2 separate regions of the Homo sapiens genome follow, and region 1 is linked to region 2. The links are chromatin loops, found by intact Hi-C in ENCODE. Cell type or tissue: PC-3. All regions are shown on one strand. Each heading gives the region's core, and the rest is flanking DNA. Links, peaks and the distances in the headings are about the cores only.

Region 1 (9,849 bases), core at 534-8,533, 52 kb after region 2:
GATTGCAGGCACACACCACCATGCTCGGCTAATTTTTTTTTCTTTTTTTTTTTTTGGTGAGACGGGGTCTTGCACTGTTGCCCAGGCTGGAGTGCAATGGCATGATCTTGGCTCACTGCAACCTCCGCCTCCCGATTTCAAGTGATTCTCCTGTCTCAGTCTCCAGAGTAGCTGGGATTACAGGCATCCACCACCACGCCCGGCTAATTTTTTGTATTTTTTAGTAGAGACGGGGTTTCACCATGTTGGCCAGGCTGGTCTCGAATTCCTGACCTCATGATTTGCCCACCTCGGCCTCCCAAAGTGCTGGGATTACAGGCATGAACCACCGCGCCCGGCCCCGGCCTTGTATTTTTTTTTATAGAGACAGGGTTTTGCCCTGTTGCCCAGGATGGTCTCCAACTCCTGGGCTCAAGCAGTCCTCCCATCTCAGCCTCCCAAAGTGCTGGGGTTACAGGCATGAGCCACTGTCCCCAGCCTCCCAAGGTTGTTTTTAGGCCCTTTGAGGCTTATAAAATAGAATAAATGAGAAATAGGTCCAACCTTCAAGAGCACTGTGTATAGCACCCAAGATTAGAAATGCATATGTTCAGCCATGACATCTATGGAAAGTACAGAGGACAGGTCCTGAGGAAGTGCTGGGGCTGTTGGTGGTACCAGCCTTTGTGTAGCAGAAGATGTTTGAGCTGTGCTTTGCAAAGTGGCTGGATCATAGACATGTGAACACTAGGAGTTGGGCCAGTGGGTGGAGATAGAATTTGTGCCTCAAATTGCAGATACTTCTGTTTGGTGGGTACATGTGTGACAGGCATAAACTTAGTGAGTAGGTGGCCCCAGATTTGGACCAGGTCAGGGAGACTCTTGAATGTCAGGCCTTGTGGCCTTTTGAGGCATTTCCCGCTGGACGATTAGTTGGGCAGTGGTGTGGCAGCATGTGGAGGTGGAGAGGCTGATGGAGAACTTGCAGTAGGATGTCCATCATGTGGGACTGAAGGCTAGCTGGGAGGTATATCTGGGCTGGAGAAAATGGACATGGGACTCACAAAACTGGTTGTAGGAGCTATGGGAATAGACAGAGGCTCCCGGCTAGAGCTCTAGGGCATAGTGGGTTAACCAGCGGTGGGTGTGGTGTCAGAATCACTCATAAAGCTTTTTTTTTTTTTGAGATGGAGCACGTTCCTGGCTCACTGCAACCTCCACCTCCTGGATTCAAGCGATTATCCTGCCTCAGCCTCCCAAGTAGCTGGGACTACAGGCATGCGCCACAACACCCAGCTAATTTTTGTATTTTTAGTAGAGACGGGGTTTCATCATGTTAGCCAGGATGGTCTCGATCTCTTGACCTTGTGATCCGCCTGCCTCGACCTCCCAAAGTGCTGGGATTACAAGGATGAGCCACCAAGCCCGGCCAAGCTTCTTGTTTTTACATTGATTTTTTTTTTTTTTTTTTTTAGAGATAGGGGCTCGATCTGTTACCCAGGCTGGAGTGCAGTAGTACAGTGTTGGCTTACTGTAACCTCCAACTTCTGGACTCAGGTGATCCTCACCCCTCAGCCTACCGAGTAGCTAGGACTATAGGTGTGTGCCACCATGCCCGGCTAATGATTTAAAAAATGTTTTGTAGAGACAGGGTCTCATTATGTTGCCCAGCTGGTCTCAAACTCATGGCCTCAAGCGATCCTCCTGCCTTGGCCTCTCAGGGTGCTGGGATTAAAGTAAAGGAATGAGTCCAGCTACTCATACAGCTCTTGAAAACCCTCTGGCTTGGTCTGACCCTGGAGCTTCTAATTGGTGTTCTTGGGGTCTCAGCAGCCATCTGGGTTTTTTTTTTTCTTTTTTTGGGATGGAGTCTCGCTCTGTCGCCCAGGCTGGAGTGCAGTGGCGCGATCTCGGCTCACTGCAAGCTCCGCCTCCCGGGTTCACTCCATTCTCCTGCCTCAGCCTCTGGAGTAGCTGGGACTACAGGCACCCGCCACCACACCCGGCTAATTTTTCGTATTTTTAGTAGAGACAGGGTTTCACCGTGTTAGCCAGGATGGTCTCAATCTCCTGACCTTGTGATCCGTCTGCCTTGGCCTCCGAAAGTGTTGGGATTACAGGCATGAGCCACTGCGCCTGGCCAGCCATCTGGATTTTTAAAAGCACCTTGGCTTCTAGTGCATATTCTCTGCCCACTCTGCAGGTAAGAAGCAGTGAGGAAAATGGTCCTAGGGTACCCGGTTAGGACATAGTCATATCTCTGAGTTCTCAGGGAACTCAGGAAAAATCATGCCGTCTCGATAGCCAAGTTATCAGTGTCAAATGTCTCGAAAAGATCTTGTTTCCAAAGTCGTCATGCTTAACACTTCCAAAACAAAGAGTGTGCCAACTTCTTTGGGCAAGCCATTTGTGGGCAATTTTGAGGATCAGAAAAGCTCTTTGGTGAAATAAACTAAACGGTCTCCCTGAATAGCTTTCACAGTGTGGGCCTTGCAGGGAGCACAAGGCCAGCCCACCCTATACATGATATTCTTTACGATTATAAAGACACTTTTTACTGTTTCTCCCAGTTTTCCTTTTTCCCACACTAACATCCCCAGTATGCTCTTGTGTAGTTTTCAGAGCCTTTGTTATGATTCCCTCTGAACTGTTGCTCTTTGCCAGTATTGCTTTTCAAATAAGGCAACCCCAAATTTACGCACCAGCATTGTTTAGTGGGACCATTTATTTGTCTCTTGTCATGTAGATGATACACGCATGTATTTGCAGGGGCAGGGACAGGGGATCCCCAGTATAAACTTTAAATGTGCCTTTAATTCTATCTTGGATTCACCCTGTTTGAGCCTGTGATCTGGCTTACCCTCCCAGATGTCATTGGCCAATTTGATAAACAAATTCGATTATCTCCATGCCAAAGAGGAAGCAGTGCCTCAAGGCAAGCCTGAAGCAGCGCTGCCATGACAGGACCTTGACAGGTCCTTGATAGGACCTTTGTGCTGTGCTCAGTGATGACCTCAGTGATAGTTGTCCTCAGCCAGGAGGTGTTTCTTTTTTTTTCCTTTTTTTTTTTTTTTTTTTTTTTTGAGACAGAGTCTTGCACTGTTACCTGGGCTGGAGTGCAATGGTGCAAGTCTGGGTTCACTGCAACCTCTGCCTCCCAGGTTCACGGGATTCTTCTGCCTCAGCCTTCTAAGTAGCTGGGATTACAGGTGCGCGCCACCACACCCAGCTAATTTTTTGTATTTTTAGTAGAGACGGGGTTTCACTATGTTGGCCAGACTGGTCTCGAACTCCTGACCTTGTGATCTGCCCGCCTTGGACTTCCAAAGTGCTGGGATTACAGGCGTGAGCCACCGCGCCTGGCCGAGTTGTTTATTTCTAAAGGATTTTTAGGAGTCTTAAAAAAAGTCTTTTCCTGTACCTTAAACAATGGTTTCACTAAAGGGAATTGCTGTCTTAGATGTTTCGTGTTGAATCTTACACATTTTTGCCTAAGCTGTATCATCCTCATTGGAAAACCCTTGCACCGAGTATTTACTTTTAGTCACACTTTGCTATAAACTTTATGACTTGTGCATGCGCGATTGTATGGCTGGCTCTTTGCCTTTTGCCTCTACTGTGACCAACACTGATTTCTTACAGGCTTGTAAAGTGGTTTCCAAGATCTGTTTGCTGTGTGTGCTTGGCTGCATTTGATATAAATAGATTTGAGATTAGTGTTTGAAAGTGCCATATGACCATATACAGAGCTGACTTACTAAGGATATGTTACTGCATTTCAGACACATCTAGTAATAGAAAAATCAGTGTCTTAATGGGCTGTGCCTCTCTCGTGTCCCCTCTTTTAAAAAAAAATTTAGTTACAACTAAATGTCAGGAAATTTTGTAGCTTACCTAGTTTAAGTCCCAAGATATGTGGAGAGACAATAAAAATGATAATGACAATGGTGCCTGGAGATGCGTATGTTAACATATGTTAAGAAGTTATTTTTAAGGTTGCCCACTTAATGTTTTTGTTTTTATTTTTGAGATGAAGTCTCACTCTGTTGCCCAGACTGGAGTGCAGTGGCTTGATACTGGCTCACTGCAACCTCCAACCTCCCGGGTTCAAGTGATTCTCTTGCCTCAGCCTCCCATGTAGCTGGGATTACAGGCGCCTGCCACCACACCCGGGTGATTTTTGAATTTTTAGTAGAGGCAGTGTTTCACCATGTTGGCCAGGCTGGTCTTGAACTCCTGACCTCAAGTGATTCACCCTCCTCGGCCTCCCAGAGTGCTGGGATTACAGGCATAAGCCACCATGCCTGGCTGGTTGTTGTTGTTTTTGTTTGTTGAGACATGGTCTCACTGTTACCCAGGATGGAGTGCAGGGGTGCAGTCACAGCTCACTGCAACCTCGACTTCCCAGGCTCAGGTGATCCTTCACCCTCAATCTCCTGAGTAGCTGGGACCACATGTGCACGCCACCACACCTGGCTAATTCTTGCATTTTTCTGTAGACATGGGGTTTCACCATGTTGCCCAGGCTGTTCTCAGACTGGGCTCAAGCAATCCTCCTGCCTTGGCCTCCCAAAGTGCTGGGATAACAGACATGAGCCACCTCGCCCAGCTCCATTTAATGTTTAATTGTAGGCTTGGTGACTCTTATGTATTAATTACTAGATATTCTTATTTGGAATTATTAGACGTGCTAAGGCAATAATTTTGAAATTTACAACAGACTAGTTGGTGTTAAGGTGTTATAATAGATTACCATATTTTGCAATATATTGGTTATTTCCTTGTTGAATAGAGATGAGGAAGGATGGTATTTTGGCTCTAAATTAGAGGGCTGAGGTTCTAATGGCAAAATTAACATTGTAGTTTTACATTGCTTGAATAATGTAATCTTCTTAATAGATATTATACTTAATTTTGCTTTAAAGACAATGTTCATTGATAAACTTTCTGTATCTTTCAGTGTGTTCTGTAGCACAGTGCTTTCTTCATGGCCATCGCAGGTGTTTGGGCTTTTTTTTTAAACACGTCTGAGGACTGCAAAGGTGTTTTTTTCTCCCCCTCCCCCTCCCCCCCTCCTCTTTCTTACTTAGACTGTTGTTGTCCAGGCTGACCTCAAACTCCAGAGAGCCTCATGCCTCAGCCTCCTGAGTAGCTTGGACCAGGCTTGGCTCGAGGACTGTGATTTTATAGACATTGTTTCCATCCTGTAGAGGAAACAGATGGGTTAATTTAATTGTTCAGCTGGTGCTTGAGCACACTCTGGGAGTGTCCAATCCAGAGATGAATGAGGATTCTTGCTCTTAATTCAGTGTTGTTTTTTGCTTCATCTTGCTTCTAAGAGAGTTCCTTGAATATATGATGGAATTATGTAGTGGTTACTGCAGTAATCACACTCTTATTATTTTCTAATTATGTGGAACTTGGGAAATGTTGATTTTGTTTCAGTATATGATTTGCAGTATAATTCTATTTACATGTAAAATCTTGTCTGTGTTAGTTTGCCTTGACAAAGCACCACAAACAAGGCAGCTTAAACAACAGAAATGTGTTGTCTCACAGCTCTGGGGGCTATAAGTTCTGGATTAAGATGTTGGCAGGGTGGCTTCCTTCTGAGGGTTAGGAGGGAAGGATCTGTCCCAGGCCTCTCTCATTGGTTTATACATGATTGTCTTCACCCAGTATCTTTACGTCATCTTCTCTCTGTACATGTCTGTGTCCGAATTTCCCCTTCTCTTTTGAGATAGGGTCTCACTGTGTCACCCAGGTTGGAGTACAGTGGTGTGATCATGAATCGTTGCAGCCTTGATCTTCCAGGCTCAACTGATCTTCCTGCCTCAGCCTCCTGAGGTAGCTGGGACTATAGGCATGTGCCACCAGGCCTTGCTAATTTTTTTATGTTTTAAAATTTTTGTGGAGATGGGGATCTCACTGTATTGCCCTGGCTGGTCTCAAATTCCTGACCTCAAGTAATCCTCCCACTTCAGCCTCCCAAAATGCTGGGATTACAGGCATGACTGACCCATCACACCTGGCCTAATATCCCCTTTTCTTAGGGACATCAGTTATATTGCATTAGGAACCATGCTGATAGCCTTAACATTTTAACTTGATGACCTCTATAAAGACCCTGTCTCCAGAGAAGATCACATTCTGAGTTATTGGGAGTTAGGACTTCAACATATGATTTTTGGGAGGACACAAATCAATATTCAGCAGTATCTTTTTTTTTTTTTGAGACTGAGTCTTGCCTTGTTACCCAGGCTGGAGTGCATTGGCGCAAACATGGCTCATTGGAGCAGCCTTCACCTCCTGGGCCCAAGTGATCCTCCTGCCTCAGCTTCCCTAGTAGCTGGCACTCCCATGTCAATTAAAATTTTCTGTAGAGATGGAATCTTACCGTGTTGCTTAGGCTGGTCTTGAATTCTTGGGCCTTAGCAATTCTCCTGCCTTGGCCTCCCAAAGTGCTGGGATTACAGCGTGGGCCACTGCGCTCAGCCCTTAACGGTGTCTTTAACAGCTCTCCAGTAGTGTATCTAGAGAGCACTGCCTGCGGGATGGTGGCCATGGGACCCAGCTTGGAGGCTGGCCCTCAAGAATCACCGGGTTGGTGGTGGGCTGTTAGTGGATCCCCTTCTCCATGGGGCACAGGCAAGTCTGGTTTGGAAAAGGATGATGTTGCTTCAGTGTCAGTTTGCCAGTTTTTCCTCTGTTCTCCCCACTCTGATTCTGACTAGAATTAATTTGGTAGCACTGAGAAGAGTCATTTCTACTTTGGCACAGTAATCTTGCCCATAATCTGACTAATTTTTATTTTTATTTTTTTGAGACAGAGTCTTGCTCTGTCACCCAGGCTGGAATGCAGTGGTGCAATCTCGGCTCACTGCAACCTCTGTCTCCTAGGTTCAAGAGATTCTTCTGCCTCAGCCTCCTGAGTAGCTGGGATTACAGGCATGCACCACCACGCCCAGCTAATTTTTTTTTTCTTTTGCTATTTTTAGTACAGATGGGGTTTTGCCATGTTGTCCAGGCTGGTCTCGAACTCCTGACCTCAAGTGATCCGCCCGCCTTGGCCTCCCAAAGTGCTAGGTTTAAAGGCATGAACCACTGCCCCGGCCCCATAATCTGCCAAATTTTAGTTAAAACTCTGTATTCCACTTAGAACTAATTCACCGTGGCTGGGCACGGTGGCTTCTGCCTGCAATCTCAGCATTTTGGGAGGCTGAGGTGGGTGGATCGCTTGAACCCAGGGGTTTGAGACCAGCTTGGGCAATATAGTGAGACCGTGTTTCTTTGCGGGGGGGGGGGGGTGGGGGGAAGCCAGCCTGGCCAACATGGTGAAACCTCATCTCTACTAAAAATACAAAAATTAGCCACGTGTGGTGGCACACACCTGTAATCCCAGCTACTCAGGAGGCCTTGGCATGAGGATCCCTTGAACCTGGGAGGCGGAAGTTGCAGTGAGCCGAGATCATGCCACTGCACTCCAGCCTGGGTTGACGGAACGAGACTCTGTCAAAATAAAATAAATAAAATAAAATACAATGTAAAATAAAATAAAATAGAATGAATTCACTGATAAAGTTGACTTCTCTCATCTCCAAGTAAATGATTTCATTTTCTCCTTTGTTCCTTGCATGTATGCTGTGATTTACTGACTATCAAGAACTCATTACACCAGTACGTATCCCAAGACAAATCAGCTCCAAAGTGGAGTGAGTGCAAGGGGAGAGCTTTAATTCAAAACTGCTTTATGGAGGAAGTACAGGTTTTCCTCTAAGCTGCACTGTTATAGATCTGTAGAAGTTTTAAATCCATGTAATGCTCATCAGTTTTTAGTTTAGTATTTAGCTGTCTGTGATGATAAGTAAATAATTTACCTTTTTGAAGGCCTGTGATATACTGTGTCTTCATTGCTTCATTTAAGAGGATGCAACATCAGGATTTTCAAAAATACACATAACGAAGTGTTGTGTAATCGTCTGTACATGGTTTCTTTGATAAGAGAGAGGCAGGAATCTGCGTAAAGCAGGTGTACAGACATAGTTTGCCCATGAGACAGCAAGAAGAGCCCTGATGTCCTAAAGGAGAGCCCTCTCCTGAAATGCATAACATACATATATATTTTTTTTTCCTTTTTTTCAAAAAATAGAGACAGGGTCTCAGTATGTTGCCCAGGCTGTCTCAAACTCCTGGCCTTAAGTGATCCTCCTGCCTCGGCCTCCCAAATTATTGGGATTACAGGTGTGAACCACCATGCCTGGTCTTGAAATGCATATCTTAGTCACTGTTACTTCTTTTAAATTGTTTTAATTGTATAAGATAAAAACCAAAACAAACAAAAAAAATGCTACCATTTCAGGAGCATACATCTAGTCTTAAAAATATCATAAATTTGGGCCGGGTGCAGTAGCTCACGCCTGTAATTCCAGCACTTTGGGAGGCCGAGGCGGGCGGATCACGTGAGGTCAGGAGTTCGAGACCAGCCTGGCTAACATGGTGAAACCCTGTCTCTACTAAAAATATGAAAATTAGCCGGGCGTGATTGTGGGTGCCTGTAATCCTGGCTACTTGGGAGGCTAAGGCAGGAAAATTGCTTAAACCCAGGAGATGGAGGTTGCAGTGAGCTGACACAGTGCCACTGTACTCCAGCTTGGGCAACAGAGTGAGACTTTGTCTCAGAAAAAAAAAAAAAAAAAATTATAAATCCTTTTTATTCCCCTAACTTGGATCTCAGGTTAATTGGGATATGCCTAATAACAAAATTTCTGAACATGAGGTTTACTAGAAAGAATTATTTTTTAGATTATTTGTGATATATGTATATATGCATTTGATAGTAGTGGATGTGTTTATTGGACTCTTAAGTACTTGCTATGTACTGTGGGACATGTAGGAGTATATGAATATTTGTCAGCTAGATTATAAAGCTTAAAAACATATTATTGGGCAGGAGTGGGCTATGGGGCTGTGACTACTAGTGGGCCTGGGGTTTCTTTGTGGGTTGATGAAAATAGAGATGGTTGTGCAACTTTGTGAATATAGTAAAACCATTTAATTGTATACTTATGGGTGAATTTTATGTTATGTGAGTTATATCTCAGTGATGCTTAAAAAATGCTGTTAATGAATTTGCAGTGCTGAAAAGATTCCAAAGTTGTGATTCTCTACCTTTTTCTGTTCTCCAGATCTCCCAAAGCAGTTGCAGTGAAAGATAAAGAACATCAAACACTCTTATCTTCTGGTGGTGGGGAAATGCTGAGTGGCCCTGACTTTGTGCAGTGAAAGTTGTTTACACAAGCCTGAGTCTATAAACTCAGAGATAAAAAAAATCACACCAGGCTGAAGCCCCATCAGGCAAAAACCTACCAGAGAAATGGGCCTGCCCGTCTGATGGAATATCTGGGATTTCCTGATGTTGGTCCCTTAATTTGTGGACCATTTTAGGCTGTCATTAAAGTAGCAGTCTAAAGTAAGAGAAAAATTCTGACATGGAATAATGTGGATGAATCTTGAGGACATTACATGAAATAAGCCAGTCACTAAAAGGACAAATACTGTATGATTACAATTGCATGAAGTGCCTAGAGTAGCCACATTCATAGAGACAAAGTAGAATGGTAGTCACAGGGAAATAGGGAGTCAGTGTTTAATAGTATAGTTTCTTTTTTTTTTTTTTTTCAGACAGAGTCTTACTCTGTCGCCCAGGCTGGAGTGCAATGGTGCTATCTTGGCTCACTACAGCCTCCATCAACCAGGTTCAAGCGATTTTCTCCTGCCTCAACCTCCCTTGTAGCTGGGACTACAGGCCCACGCCACCACGTCTGGCTAATTTTTGTATTTTTAGTAGAGTTGGGGTTTCGCCACGTGGGC
Region 2 (9,849 bases), core at 560-8,559:
TGTGCTTTCATTCCTTTTTCTGTGAAGTTCCCATATGCGTATGTAATACATCTTTTTCTCCTGTTAATTTGTTTTTTGTCAATCTAATTTGTAGGCCTCCATGTACAGAACCTAAGAGGATGCAGGGAAAAGTTTCTTCTTCTACACTACCCACATCACAGGAACCTTGCAAGCTTAGTGGAAGACTGAAATGTGTTTGATTGTTTTTGAACTATTAGGGCTCATAAAACAATACCCCAAAATGAGGGTTTCAGAAGCAGCCTAAGAAGCAAAAGTTTTTCTCTGACCTTTTCCTGTCCTCCTTTCTCTCAATCCCATTCTCCCTCAAGTCTAGTCATCGAAACTAGAATCTCTCTTCCCCAAGGCAGGTCATAGAAACCAGAACCCCTTTTCTCCAAAGCCAGCCATAAAACCTAAAAATATTACCCAGACTTTCCCTCCCCCTTTCTTTGTAAAAGCTATCCATAAAGAAATCACCTGACCTAACTTGTTTGACTGTAGGTCAACAAGGGTCCTGCCCCAAACCCAGAAGGAAGGAATGCATGCTCAGAGAGGCCAGGAAGAATCTAGGCAGACAGGCCTTGCTGGGTTTCCCCACTCAGTCTACTAGCATTTGATCAGACCCTTTTTGTCCAATTATATTTTTACATGGCTCTCTGTGCTTTGTTGAACCCAAGCATAAAATGGACATTTTCCCCTGTACTTTTGAGTCTTCATTCTGAAGGCTCTCGTGTATACACGTTAAATAAATTTGTTTGCCTTTTCTTCAGTTAATCTACCTTATGCTAGTTGATTTTTTGGCAAACCTTCAGAGGGACAAGGGGAAAGCTCTCCCTTGGCTCCTGTGTTAGTCTGTTTTGTGTTGCTATAAAGGAAACCCGAAATTGCAAAATTTGTGAAGAAAAGAGGTTTATTTGGCTCACAGTTCTGCAGGCTGTACAAGCATGGCACCAGTGATGTTCAAGGATTTGGAGTTAAATTTCCCAGTGCCCAACAAGTGCTCATCCTGTGCACTGCATGTGTCCCTCGCTAAATGACAGGAAGTTTCACAAACTATGGTCAGAGCTTGTTTGTCTGATCCTTCCCAGTTGGTGTTACAACACAGCCCTCCACCCTCACCCCATGCCCCAACACTCTTTTCTTCATGTCATGCCCTGACTCCACTAGTTCCCAAATTCCCTGCAGATAAAATCTTAACTCTTCAGTATATATATATATATTTTTTTGAGACGGAGTTTTGCTCTTGTTGCCCAGGCTGGAGTGCAATGGCGTGATCTCAGCTCACCGCAACCTCCACCTCCCAGGCTCAAGTGATTCTCCTGCTTCAGCCTCCCAAGTAGCTGGGATTACAGGCATGTGCCACCACACCCGGTTAATTTTGTATTTTTAGTAGAGATCGGGTTTCTCCATGTTGGTCAGGCTGATCTCGAACTCTCAACCTCAGGTGATCCACCCAGGCTGATCTCGAACTCTCAACCTCAGGTGATCCACCCACTTCGGCCTCCTACAATGCTAGGATTACAGGCGTGAGCCACCGCACCCAGCCTCAGTGTATTTTTTTTTAACACGTTGGCCTTCACATATCTGGTCAATTTTTCTCCATTTTATTTTATTTTTTAATTTTTTTCCTGAGATGGAGCCTTGCTCTGTTGCCCAGACTGGAGTGCAGTGGCTCGATCTTCGCTCACTGCAACCTCCACCTCCTGGGTTCAAGCAGTTCTCCTTCCTCAGCCCCTCGAGTAGCTGGGATTGCAGGCATGCACCACCGTACCCAGCTAATTTTTGTATTTTTAGTAGAGACAGAGTTTCACCATGTTGGCCAGGCTGGTCTCAATTTCCTGACCTCGTGATCCACCTGCCTCACCCTCCCAAAATGTTGGGATTACAGGCATGAGCCATGGCACCCGGCCTATTTTATTTTTTATTTTATTTATTTTATTTTTATTTTTATTTTGAGACAGAGTCTCGCTCTATTGCCCAGGCTGGAGTGCAGTGTCACAATCTCAGCTCACTGCAACCTTTCCCTCCCAGGTTCAAGTGATTCTCCTGCCTCAGCCTTCCTAGTGGCTGGGATTTACAGTCGTGCACCACCACGCCTGGCTAATTTTTGTATTTTTAGTAGAGATGGGGTTTCACCATGTTGCCCAGGCTGGTCTCGAACTCCTGACCTCAGGTGATCCACCCACCTTAGCCTCCCAAAGTGCCGGGATTACAGGCATGCGCCAACCACACCTAGCCTATTTTAAGTGTTTGATTTAGCAGGCAAATAGATTGTGCTTAAGTTTTTGCTAGTGACCTGTCTTCTCCCTGAACTTCCTATTCTATTCCTCTTACGTATCCTTCTCCTTTAAGAATCAAACTAAATCCCACCTCCTTTGAAGGCTTCCTGACCAAATCTTTTATTTATTTTGTTTTGAGACAGAGTCTCACTCTGTCACCCAGGCTGGAGTGCAGTGGTGCAATCTCAGTTTACTGCAACCTCTGCCTCCCGGGTTCAAGCAATTCTCCTTCCACACCTCCCGAGTAGCTGGGATTACAGGCACAAGCCACCATGCCCAGCTAATTTTTTTGTATTTTTAGTAGAGATGGGGTTTCACCATGTTGGCCAAGCTGACCTAGAACTCCTGACCTCAAGTGACTTGCCCACTTTGGCCTCTCAAAGTGCTGGGATTACAGGCGTGAGCCACCTTGCCCGGCCCTTGACCAAATCTTATCACATTCTTCTGACTTTGGCTTATATTTTGACACATTCTTCACAGGTTTATTGATTGGGTAATCACAGTCTGTTATCATTACATAATTGTTCTATGGGGAATATTTTTTTCGTTAACTAGTTTATAAGGTTTTGAAGGCCAGAAATCTATCTAACTCTTCTTTTATGTCTTACCCAGTTTCCATGGTGCTATGCATATAATAAGATCTCAGTACTTAAGGTAGTGAAAGAGTGGATGTAGCTATAGCTATGGCATGGATATAGCACAGCAGGGAACAAGGGAGAACAATTGCTGAATTATATCCATCAGCAATTTTCCTTTGATATGGACAATTTATGCAGCCCAGCTTAGGCTACCACTAAGGCCTCCACAGAAATTCTGAGGGCACTGTTAGGTCTCTTACTTGTATTTATTAAGAAGGCTCAATTTCTCCCTGGAATGCCTTTCTTGAACAAAAAAGCATTTCTATTTTCCTAAAGCTGTTGTCATGAGACACAGATTTCTTTTTTTTTTTTAAATTATACTTTAAGTTCTAGGGTACATGTGCACAACGTGCAGGTTTGTTACATATGTATACGTGTACCACGTTGGTGTGCTGCAACCATTAACTCGTCATTTACATTAGGTATATCTCCTAATGCTATCCCTCCCCCCTCCCCCCACCCCACATCAGGCCCTGGTGTGTGATGTTCCTCTTCCTGGAGACACAGATTTCAAAGTCAGATATGGTCACCAGATCTCTGCCTTGTGTTTGTGATAAACAGTCCTTATTTAGCCACATTTTATTTATTTCTGTTCCCCTCTCTATCTCTTGACGCGCTGAGGTTAAATCTCAAGCAAAAATGTCAGAAATGTCTGTTTATTCTTCCCAGTTTACAAAATGCACGTGGCTGCAGAGATGACATGACTTGACAAGTAGTGGTGACTCTTCACTTTGAGGACAGCATTAATCTCCCAGCCTCAGCTCTGCTTCTAGAAGCCCCTGTAAGACATAATATCACTATGGATGGGTCATAATCATGGTCAATGCCTCATGGCAAAAAAAGTTCAGGATCTCCCTACCTGTATTCAAACTAAGGGATAGATGGCTAAAAGCCCTTAGCAGAAGCGTGGGGGTAGGGAGCACAAATTAATTGCAAGGACTGATCAAAATCAATGTTGGAAAGTTCAATGTCCCAGACAATTGAATAAAAATAATCTTTTCTCTCATTTAAAAACCTCGAATACAATCTCTGTCACACAAAGACACTCTCTAATAACATATTTCAAATCAATTCACTGCAAATCATTTGTGGCTGGAAACCCTTGTGGTTTCCTCTGAAGTTGTCTGACACTCCTCTCACCCTAGGTTGGCTGAGCCCGAAGGCTGTGTAGTGTAGTGATCAGGAGGGTGAACGTGGGAGCTCGGGCTGCCTTGCCGCTTGCCGTTGTAAAGTCTATGCCACGCTTCCAGGGGAAGATGAGAAGTGTTAGGAGGATTAAATGAGTTTAGGAGCGCTCAAAATACTGCCTGATAAGCCGGGCGCGGTGGCTCACGCCTGTAATCCCAGCACTTTGGGAGGCTGAGGCGGGTGAATCACGAGGTCAGGAGATCGAGACCATCCTGGCTAACACGGTGAAACCCCGTCTCTACTAAAAATACAAAAAATTAGCCGGGCGTGGTGGCGGGCGCCTGTAGTCCCAGCTCCTCGGGAGGCTGAGGAAGGAGAATGGCGTGAACCCAGGAGGCGGAGCTTGCGGTGAGCCAAGATCGCGCCACTGCACCCCAGCCTGGGCGAGAGAGAGAGAGACTCCATCTCAAAAAAAAAAAAAAAAAAAAAAGAATAGTGCCTGATACACAGTAAGAGGTCAAAAAATGTTCAATGAATTAATCTTTTTTCCTTATCTGAGGGGTCTTTTCTAGAAAAAATATCTCAGAAGTTAAAAAAACAAACAAACAACTAGCCAGGCACAGTGGCATGCATCTGTAATCCCAGCACCTTTGGAGGTAGAGGCAGGATTGCTTACATCCAGGAGTTCCAGACCAGGCTGGGCAGCATGGGAAATCCATCTCAAAACACACACAAACACACACAGACATACGCACACACATCACCACCAACTGCTCTTCAGGTTTTTGTCCCCCCTGTGGGCTTTCTTTCATTGGACATGAATAAACTAGTACTTTAATGAGCAAACTCATTAAACATACTGAGCAAACAGTATGTGTGTTTACTCGGTAAATTTCCCAACTATTTGAGGAACAACCTGCCTAATTAATTTTTAGTTTCAAATGCCCTTTGGGAGTCCTATATCTTTGCCAAAAAGATCCAAATGTTGAAGTTTGGATTTTGTTTTTTTTCTTTCTCATTTGAGGGAAGCTAGAATTCTCCACTGCTTCCATTCACCATATATGCATCATCTTTGTAGCGTGACTGAAAGAATTAACAAAAATTTTTAACTGTGACCTATATGTACGTAATAATAGTAAGTGGAAATTACCAACAGACATCTTAGACCCCAGTGGTTTTGTGTGGTTTTAGAATTTTTTATTTATGAAGCTATAACTTAGAGTTTTAAAACATTGTTACTATATTTGGTTTCTCAGGCTTAAATTGATTTCTGTCTTTTTCTGATTCGATTACTATGGGAAATCAGTTTTTAGATATAGAGGTGCTATATTGCTTTCTCCTTTCTTCAGTCTTCTCTTAATGTCATTGTAACCTTCCATAGTGCCCAAAACAGGGTCATATTCTATTTTTATCCATCTAGGCCTTATTTAAACTATTTTAGGCTGGGTGCAGTGGCTCATGTCTGTACTCCGAACACTTTGGGAGGCCACAGTAGGAGGACTGCTGGAGCTCAGTAGCTTGAGACCAGCCTGGGCAACACAGGCAGACCATGCCTCAATAAATAAATAAATAAATCAGCTGGGCATGGTGACACACGCCTGTAGTCCCAGCTACTCGGGAGGCTGAAGCAGAAGGATCAATTGAACCTGGGAGGTTGAAGCTATAGTGAGCCATGATCCTGCCACTGCACTCAGCCTAGGTGACAGAGTGAGACCTTGTCTTAAAAATATGTAATAAAAAATTTAAAAAATAGAAACCATTCTAGTAGTTATTGCTATTTCAAAACAAAATATTTTCTACAAAATTGTTCGTGAGAGTCTGCTTTACTACCATGACTTAAGTTTTCAGAAGCTTTAGGTCTGAGGCCCTGCTCTAACGCCATCATCTATGGATGAAGATCCTCATAGTATTAAAATGTAGTTGTTTAAAAAATTTCAATTACCATCTGCCTTTCAGTTTATTTTACTATAAAATTAAGAATATGACTGGGCTTGGCCTGTAACCCCAGCACTATGGGAGGCTGAGGTGGGTGGATTGCTAGAGCCCAGGAATTTGAGACCAGCCTGGGCAACATGGAGGGACCCCGTCTCTACAAAAAATTAGCTGGCGTGATGGTGCGTGCCTGTAGTCCCAGCTACTCAGGAGGCCGAGGTGGGAAGGTCCCTTGACCCTGGGAGGGGGAGGCTTCAGTGAGCTGTGATCAGGCCATTGCACTCCAGCCTGGGCAAGAGAGCAAGACTCTGTCTCTTAAAAATAATTAAGAAATATAAGGCCGGGTGCAGTGGATCATGCCTGTAATCCCCGCACTTTGGGAGGCCGAGGCGGGCAGATCACGAGGTCAGGAGATCAAGACCATCCTGGCTAACAAGGTGAAACCCCGTCTCTACTAAAAATACAAAAAATTAGCCGGGCGTGGTGGCGGGCGCCTGTGGTCCCAACTACTCGGGAGGCTGAGGCGGGAGAATGGGGTGAACCTGGGAGTCAGAGCTTGCAGTGAGCTGAGATCATGTCACTGCACTCCAGCCTGGGTGACAGAGCGACTTCGTCTCAGAAAAAAAAAAAAAAAAATTAAGAAATATTCCATGCATAGGCCAGGTGTGGTGGCTCACGTCTACAATCCTGGCATTTTGGGAGGTTGAGGTGGGAGGATTGGTTGAGCTCAGGAGTTTGAGACTAGCCTGGGAAACATAGTGAGACCTCATCTCTATTTTTTTTTTTTAAATATTATAACAGGGCCAGGCATGGTGGCTCACGCCTGTAATCCCAGCACTTTGGGAGGCTGAGGCGGGTGAATCATGAGGTCAGGAGATCGAGACCATCCTGGCCAACATGGTGAAACCCCATCTCTACTAAAATACAAAAAAAATTAGCTGGGCATGGTGGTGCACACCTGTAGTCCCAGCTACTCTGGAGGCTGAGACAGGGGAATTGCTTGAACCCGGGAGGCGGAGGTTGCAGTGAGCTAAGATCACGCCACTACACTCCAGCCTGGTGCCAGAGCGAGACTCCATCTCAAAAAAAAAAGAAAAAAGAAAAAAAAATGAAAAAAAGTCAGCTCGGAGCAGTGGCACACACAATCTGTAGTCCCAGCTATACACCACGCTGAGCCCAGGAGTTCGAGGCCAGCCTGGGCAACATAGTGAGATCCAATCTCTAAAAATGAAAAAAAGAAAGAAAGAAAGAGAAAACAGAAAGCCTCACAACTAAAGAAGGATTTCTCCCTATACTCTTTACTCTCCCAAACTCAGGGTGTAGGCCAGGCGTGGTGGCTCACGCCTGTAATCCCAGCACTTGGGAGGCCAAGGTGGGTGGATCACAAGGTCAGGAGTTTGAGACCAGCCTCGCCAACATGGTGAAACCACATCTCTACTAAAAATACAAAAATTAGCTGGGCGTGGTGGCAGGCACCTGTAATCCCAGCTACTTGGGAAGCTGAGGCAGGAGAATCGCTTGAACCTGGGAGGCGGAGGTTGCAGTGGACTGAGATCGTACTGCTGCACTTCAGTCTGGGTGACAGAGCAAAACTCTGTCTCAAAAAAAAAGAAAAAAAAAGAGTTGGGAGTGTAGCTCTTCAATTTATCTGTTTGGTTTCTTTAACTTTTTTTTTTGTTGTTGTTGTTGTTTGTTTCTTTATCTTTCAAAGGAGAAAGGTAATTATGACTTGGTCAGAGTAAGCATTAATGTCAAGGGCTTTGAGGGTCTGAGATACAAGGTAACATGATTATGATGATCAAGGATTTTTTCATCAGGTATATGCTTTCCCTTGGCCAGTTCTTATCACAGTAATGAGGAAATGCAGAAGCCTATGATGAAATTCACTTGGACACAGATACCGAACTATGGGGTTTATCTTGCAGTCCTCGTACCAGGTAGTGCCCTTTGCACAAAATATTTCAGCTCATTAGGTCCTAGATATGTTGGATGGACAAATCTAGTGATGGAAAAGCCATTTGCTTTTCTCCCCCACCTTGTCCTATAAACCGGGGTTACCTCCAGGCTCACAGGTAACACATCCTTTCCTTGATTATTGAGGATGTGCCCAAACATGGAAATACTATCCTTATACGTAATCATATTAGCTAACATCATGAGCTTTTATTATGTGCCAGGCACAATGTTTTGCATGTCTTAGTTTACTTAATCCCTTTAAGAATCCTATAAGGTAAGATTTTATTACCCTCCCTTTCCAGATGTAGAACTGAGGTTTAACCAGTTTAGATAATATGCTGTGGGTCACACCATCTGAGCCCACATTTGAACACAGGCAGTCTGATTTCCTTTTTTTTTTCTTTTTCTTTTTTGAGATGGAGTCTTGCTCTGTCGCCAGGCTGGAGTGCAGTGGCACGATCTTGGCTCACTGCAATGTCTGCCTCCTGGGTTCAAGCGATTCTCCTGCCTCAGCCTCCTGAGTAGCTGGGACTATAGGCATACGCCACCACGCCCAGCTCATTTTTGTATTTTTAGTAGAGATGGGGTTTCACCATGTGGGCCAGGATGGTCTCGATCTCCTGACCTCATGATCTGCCCACCTCAGCCTCCCAAAGTGCTCGGATTACAGGTTTTCTTTTTTTTTTTTTTTAGACAGGGTTTGACTCCGTTGCCCAGGCTGGAGTGCAGTGGCCTGATCATGGCTCACTGTAGCCTTGACCTCCCAGGCTCAAGCAATCCTCCCACCTCAGCCTCTTGAGTAGCTGGGACTACAGGCATACACCACCATGCCCGGCTAATTTTTGTATCTTTTGTAGAGACAGGGTTTCGTGATGTTGTCCAGGCTGGTCTCCAACTCCTGCGTTCAAGCTATCTGCCTGCCTCAGCCTCTCCAAATGGTAGGATTACAGGTGTGAGCCACTGTGCCCAGCCCAGGCTGATTTCTCACCCCACATACTTAACAACCAAACACATTGCCTTTCAGTTATTATACCATTTATTCCTGTCATTGCCATGAACAAAATGGAAGCAACCAGGGTGATAGTTGCAGCCAATAGGCACTGACCAAAGAGAACAGCCGCTGATTGTATCGGTTCAACTATTAAGAGCCTGTCCTCCAGCTACCAGGCTGATGTAACCAACTCTTTTTTTTTTTTTCTTTTGAGATGGAGTCTTGCTGTGTCGCCCAGGCTGGAGTGCAGTGGCGCGATCTCGGCTCACTGCAAGCTCCGCCTCCCGGGTTCACGTCATTCTCCTGCCTCAGCCTCCCGAGTAGCTGGGACTACAGGCGCCCGCCACCGTGCCCAGCTAATTTTTTGTATTTTTAGTACAGACGGGGTTTCACCGTGGTCTCGATCTCCTGACCTTGTGATCCGCCCGCCTCGGCCTCCCAAAGTGCCGGGATTACAGGCGTGAGCCACCGTGCCCGGCCATGTAACCAACTCCTATCATCTTTGAGTTTGTCATATATTTTTTTTTTAATTTATTTTATTTTATTTTTATTTTTTTTTTAGGCAGAGCCTTGCTCTGTTGCCCAGGCTGTAGTACAGTGGTGCCATCTCGGCTCACTGCAACCTCCACCTCCCTGGTTCAAGTGATTCTTCTGCCTCAGCCTCCTGAGTAGCTGGGATTGCAGGCACCCACCACATTCAGCTAATTTTTGTATTTTTTTTAGTAGAGATGGGGTATCACCATGTTGGCCGGGCTGGTCTTGAACTCCTGACCTCAGGTGATCTGCCTGCCTCAGCCTCCCAAAGTGCTGGGATTACAGGTGTGAGCCACCACACCCAGCCTGTCAGAATTTTTGAGAGAAATTTTAGAACATATTTTTTTTCCTTTTTAAAGCCAATTTAAATACCTCTGCTATGGGTTGCTTT

What was found. Hi-C counts contacts between places; a loop is a spot of excess contacts. Peaks named below come from ENCODE experiments on the same cell type or tissue, not always from the same donor. Only the 100,000 strongest peaks of a DNase experiment are listed, where the experiment ranks them.
Region 1: it touches region 2 in a loop (4-fold over the local background); 21 of 110 quality-filtered maps call a loop at or near these places.

Annotation. Positions count from the first base shown.
Region 1 is chr12:64,647,371-64,657,219 of GRCh38, forward strand. The region is part of intron 1 of RASSF3 (Ras association domain family member 3); the gene reads left to right. Among named protein-coding and RNA genes, the nearest start is that of MIR548Z, 30 kb to the left of the region's middle. RefSeq lists an enhancer at 377-1,100 and a silencer at 4,975-5,152. In PC-3, for the core only: no CTCF peak of the experiment used is centred there; a DNase peak (open chromatin) is centred at 3,561; H3K27ac peaks cover 1,521 bases.
Region 2 is chr12:64,595,521-64,605,369 of GRCh38, forward strand. It overlaps RASSF3-DT (RASSF3 divergent transcript), which reads right to left. Exons shown (of 2, transcript NR_187549.1): 2 at 3,558-3,696. It also overlaps a transcript of RASSF3 not described here. Among named protein-coding and RNA genes, the nearest start is that of RASSF3-DT, 9.0 kb to the right of the region's middle. In PC-3, for the core only: no CTCF peak of the experiment used is centred there; no DNase peak of the experiment used is centred there.